2 separate regions of the Homo sapiens genome follow, and region 2 is linked to region 1. A link is a contact called in ENCODE Hi-C or POLR2A ChIA-PET data. All regions are on one chromosome and are shown on one strand. Each heading gives the region's core, a stretch centred on a gene start or an enhancer-like site at or near the end of the contact. The rest is flanking DNA. Distances are from core to core; before and after follow the strand shown. Region 1 overlaps POU2F1 (POU class 2 homeobox 1). Region 2 holds the start of ILDR2 (immunoglobulin like domain containing receptor 2).

Region 1 (2,700 bases), core at 92-2,591:
GCTTAAATAAAAATCAATTTGTAAGCATACAATTATCTAAATAAACTGTAATTTTATATCTAATATATCAAACATGGTAAGTAAATATGCAAGTCTGATAGGAACCAGTCTGCCACACATTCTATATTAAAACGAGGCAAGAAATTCACAAGACGGTTACAACAAGTGCTCCAGTCAGAACTTACCTTATACAGGTCTGGACATACACAATGTGTTGCTTAAATTTTCAGTTTTATTTTATTGCACTTCATGGGGAAACTTACATGTGGGCTGCGAATCCTAAACCTGACTTTATTTCCTGGCTGGTTTTGTGCCTCAATTTCCTATAATTTGAAATAATGGTATCTAACTTGTCAAAATAACTTAACTCGAAATCAGGTAATGCCCACAGAGTTCAAGACCAGCCGGCCAACATGGTGAAACCCTGTCTCTACTAAAAATACAAAAAATTAGCTGGGCATGGTGGCTGGCACCTGCAATCCCAGCTATTCCGGAGGCTGAGGCAGGAGAATCGCTTGAACCCAGGAGGCAGAGGTTGCAGTGAGCCGAGGTCGCACCATTGCACTCCCGCCTGGGAAACAAGAGCAAAATTCCATCTCAAAAAAAAAAAAAAAAAAAAAAAAAAGTGTTGTAGTTGCTCAATAAATGGTAACTGCTGAAACTGCTATTACAGTAGTAGCATTAAAGTAGATACAGGGATTTCCATGTAGTCTGATGTAATGGCTATTTTCAGTGTTTTCCAATCATTTGCTTATCTTCCCTTAGGGAAAAAAAAAGTATGTTTCTTCTTTGAAGCTGTTCTTTAGGCACAGGTGTCCTGCCCACTGCCCCACCCTCTAGTCTCTTAAGGGGATCAGCTGCCCTATTTCTCTCTGCAAACATTTCCCACACCTAAGCTAGGTGGCTGAAGCACCGGCACTGGCATAGGAACCAGTGCTGAACAAGAAAGAAAGATGGAGTCCAAACAGGGGACAGAGAAGTAACAAAAAGGAGACTGGCTGACAATTCAGACAGAATACAATGCTGCCCTTTCCCTTCTTAAGAGATACTACAGAAGTCTACTTGGCTAGCCTCAGTAAGAGTACTATGAAGTGTGTTAAATACAACAGGGGTGAACATGGAAGCCCCACAGCTCAGTTTCACATAAAGAGGTATGTACAGTTTAGAGATTAACATAAGCATCTCCAGGTATAGGAGAGTTTACAGCAAAAGACATACAGGCAGGAAAACTGCTACATTAGTCCAACTCAGCCATTTACCACAAATTAAGAGTGCCTCTCACTCTTACCATTGCCCATGGTTAAGCATTTTTAAAATGATAAGTCAAAAGGGATCCCTCTCTGCAAGCGAAAAACCTAGTTTTTAGAAGCAAGTACTTTCTGTTCATCCTTGCCCATAACTGTCTTCTTATTTGGTTTCATATTTTGATTTATACCTTTACCAGAAACCAGGGAAGTCCCTGTATCCTCTCTGGCAGATGATAAAGATACATAGTCTTACATCCTCTAAGCAATATACTGACTCAAGAGTATGAGCCGTGGAGACAAACCATCCTTTACAGATTTACCTTTCTCTCATGGGGCCTCAGTATTCTCATTTATATGATAATTTTCTCTTGATAAAAGGTTTAATGAAGTATAATTTTTTTAAATTACCAAATAAAAGAATGTATTAGAAATGGGTATGTGTCTATAACTACTTACTATCATAACTTTTAATATAATTTATAGCAAAGGTAGGGCAGATAAAATTTACTATTTTGATTAACATCTGTAAGAAAAAACATTTTACTGAATAGTTACTGTGTAGCTGGCATTTTGCTTAACATGCCACATATATCATCTCCTTTAATACTCACAATAACCTGAAATATATTATCCTCATTTTGTAATTGAATAAATTAAGTCTCAAAAAGATTGGGGAAATTGCCTAAAGTCACAAGCTAGTAAGTGGTAAACCCATATTTCATATCCAAAACTATCTGACCCAAAGGACAGTTTTCCTAACTTCTGCATAGTTTGTCTGATAGACAGAAGCAAAACAACGAAGCTGCCTGCAGAAGAAAGTTAAGTAATCTTAAACAAACATAATCCCTCCCAGTTCCTAAAGGACTGAATCATATTTGACAACTCAATACTCAAATTGGTCTGTATTTGCCAAATACAAGTCCTAGTTACATGGAAACTTTCTTCTTTGTGCTCTACTAGAGTTAATTAAAAAGCTAGATCAGAAAACTCTTACCTGTGTTGCCATCTCCACTCTCCATAGATGGTTTACTGGTTTCTGACGGATTGTTCATTCTTGAGTCTGCAATAAATCAGAGGAGAATAAGGTTTTTAAAAAACTGGGGATGGAGATGGGATTGAGGAGGCAAAACTGTGGCAGAGAAAAGGGTTAACTAATGTTATAGTCATATAGTTTAAGAAGACCCAGTGTATACATGTCTGGCTAAAATACTAGAAATTATAATAAAAGGTTATCTGGAAGAAATTCAAAATTCCCCAGACCCTGAAGGGATTCACAAATAAACTGTCTTTTTAAATAATTTTAAGATTCTTTAAAGAAAGACAGCAGAACTGTAACCTGAAGAAAATTAGAAAGCCTGATATGTAAAAGGAATAAATGCTTTTAACATGAAGTAAAACTGGAAAGGGGGGAAGCACCTCACATAATAAAATGTTATTCCCAAATAAAGTATCT
Region 2 (2,700 bases), core at 3-2,502, 360 kb after region 1:
CATATTCTCCCTGTCTGTGTACACATTCACTCTTAGGTGTGGAGTCTGTCTGCTCCAGGAACTCCCCTCCAGCCTGGCACCACTCTGTTTTCAGATGCTACTTGAGACCTTTCTGCTATGTCTCTTTCCTCTGCCCAGAATGCCCTCGCCTGCCCCCTTTCCACCAGGGATCCTTGAATGGCTCAAATCTTGTGCTTTCTGCAAATGCCAGCTCAGATGTTACCCCTCCTTTATCGTGGTGCCCCCTCCCCACCCACGACTAACTTAGTCCTTCCTCTATGTTCCCAAGGCACTTTCTCTATGTCTCCATTATTGCACTTGCCCCGTTTTACTAGGAATAAGTATCATGTCTTTAATGGTCTGACCTTCCTCCCTTTCCTCGACCCAAGATGAGGCTCCTAAGGGCAGGAAGTCTATCTCATTCCACTTTGTAACCTTAGTTCTTAGCACCTAGTAGAGGCTTCATAAATATATTTCTTAAGCAAATCATACATTTCTCAGTTCTCTCTCAACACATACATTTTGAGACACAAGACAAATCCGTCTGACAAATAGGAATAATCCATGTGAATGCGTGCTGGAATCTATAAAGTGTTGGATGGATTTAAGCCGTTATAATCATTTATCTCATTCTGGTTTTACATATTTTCTGTTAAAGGGCCGGATGCCCTTATTCTACCTCATATTTTAACAGGAAAAAGTAATGACGCGAGATTCCCGCCTACCTTTTTCAATTCTGCGGAGCCTCTTGCCTGGTTCCTTGCACTGTCAAAAAGGAAACCAGACGGAGGGGCGGGGGTACCGCAGAAGCGAACATTCTAGCCTAGAGGACTTGCTAGTTAAGTCCTGTAAGAAGTTACGCCAAGTCCCCGCCGTCCCCCACCCTCGCCGCTGTCACTCTCTCCCCGTTCAGGTTGGCTGTGGCTGCCCGCAGACACAGGCTCCCCTGCTCGAGTCCCCAGCCAGCGTTCTCGCCCGGGTTCCCGAGCGCGGGCGTCCCTGGGAGAAGCCGCGATGGTCGCTCCCCGCTCGGCGCGGCCCGCGGGGCGGCCTCCCCCGCGCCTCTCGCTGCCTGCCACCCAGAGACCCCCTCTCTCCGCGTGGCCTCAATCACTCCACGCTGACCTTTGGGCCGCCGGGGGCCAGCACGTGACCGAGAAACTTTGGCAGTCGCGGCAGCGGGCGGCGGGGCGGAGGCGCGGGAGGCGGTGCGGCGGCCGAGCTCCCCCGCGCGGCGGGCTCTGCGGCGGGGAGACGCTCGCCCCGTGCCGCGCTGCCTGGGCATGCGGATGCGCCGCCGAGCGCTGCGCGGACCCCGGAAGCCCGCGGCAGCGCGCGCTCAGCCGGCGGCGCGATCCAGCCCCCGGCCCCGCCTGCGCGGCCGGCCCGGCGGGCGCTGCGCCCAGGGACGCCCGGTGCCCGCCGCTCCGCCGCCGCCCGCTGCCGCGGGGTGACAGCGATCCTTCTGTTCCAGCCATTTCCCACTTTCCTCACTCCGTAATTCGGCTGGGAAGTTGGGGAAGATGGATAGGGTCTTGCTGAGGTGGATTTCTCTCTTCTGGCTAACAGGTAAGAGTCCTTTTCAACAGAAACGAATAACTTTGTATATTCCTGTAGTGGTTCTGTTCTCACCGCGCCCCCCGCCCCCCCATTTTCCTCCTTACTGACCATGTTTAAAGCTGCTTAGCGGTCTGGTGGAAAGTGGGGGAGGGGGCAACGTGTGTGTTTGTGTATGTGTTTGTGTGTGTGTGTGTGAGAGAGAGAGAGAGAGAATGATGGGGGCGGCGGGGGAGAAGCCCAATGACAAGTGAGACGCATCTAGATGCAGGTGTTTGACTCATTGGCGCTGAGGTTGTTCTTTCGAATGCATTTCCCCTCCATAAAACGGTTCTCCTTCGGTCTTATCCTGAGTTTGTAATGCTGTGAGTCTTGTGAAAAGCCTGGCTGGAATAAAGGAAGCTCAGAGGGAGCTGATTAATTAAATGAACTGGTTTTCTGGAGGTGGAGGCTAGAGGACTGTCTCCTTAATTTCTTCCCTAGAGAAGGAGGGGGACCCAGGGCATTCTCTCTGTGGCTCTCTGGAGGGTGCAAGGAACTGGAGGTTGGGAAGAAGATGGGGATGGAACCTTCACTGGTTGTGGAGTTTAGAGCCTGGCTCTCTCTTACTTGGTATCATTTGGGGAGTGGTCCCAAATGATAATTAGAAAGCAGAAGAGCCTTTCTAATAGGTGCACTCTCCGCTCCCTAAAAGATAATTTGCAGAGAGATTTAGAGGCATTGGGCTTCTCCCCAGCATCAAAGTCACTGGTCTAGCTGGGTCCTCTGTGCCCTCCCCTCCTTTTTGGTGAACTTTCTCCCCATTCTGCTGGGGTCAGTAGATGCTCTTGTTCTTAACCTATTTCCCCACATGAGGATTCCGATTCCCATAGGGATACAGGGCCTTGGGGTGGCCAGCCCTGAGAGATTCACAAAGCAGCCCTGCTGAAGGGAGTAGGATGGGGGTGAGGAATGTCTGGATAGCTTGGACTGGGTCAGAGGCAACCATTCAAATCAAGGTGGAGGCAGAATGATGGAAGAAATGGAAAAAGGGATCAGAAAGGTGAGGACAGGATGGGGGTGGAAGGCAGGAGAGAAAAGGGACAATAGTACCACATGAGAAGTTTTGTCACCTCTAGCATCACCAGCCAGAAGATCTGGACA

What was found. Hi-C counts contacts between places; a loop is a spot of excess contacts on that map. ChIA-PET counts read pairs that join two places held with the same protein, here RNA polymerase II (POLR2A). Pooled maps may share reads with other maps.
Region 2: a loop to region 1 is called in a pooled map, with 2.4 times the contacts of the local background. The contact joins the promoter of ILDR2 here to the enhancer-like site in region 1. A Hi-C loop is called at or near these places in 2 of 37 single-sample maps with no recorded cell type and 3 of 50 pooled maps. POLR2A ChIA-PET finds 5 or more read pairs at or near these places in 1 of 52 experiments (activated T-cell).

What each region holds. Positions count from the first base shown.
Region 1 is chr1:167,332,077-167,334,776 of GRCh38, reverse strand. It overlaps POU2F1 (POU class 2 homeobox 1), which reads right to left. Exons shown (of 16, transcript NM_002697.4): 2 at 2,242-2,307. Among named protein-coding and RNA genes, the nearest start is that of POU2F1, 110 kb to the right of the region's middle. Within about 2 kb of position 1,341, at least 2 of the 41 ENCODE cell types and tissues checked have a DNase peak (open chromatin) inside an H3K27ac peak, as active enhancers do.
Region 2 is chr1:166,974,092-166,976,791 of GRCh38, reverse strand. It overlaps ILDR2 (immunoglobulin like domain containing receptor 2), which reads left to right and starts at 1,252. Exons shown (of 10, transcript NM_199351.3): 1 at 1,252-1,569. The coding sequence starts at 1,524. It also overlaps a transcript of MAEL not described here. RefSeq lists silencers at 833-882, 1,003-1,292, 1,353-1,402.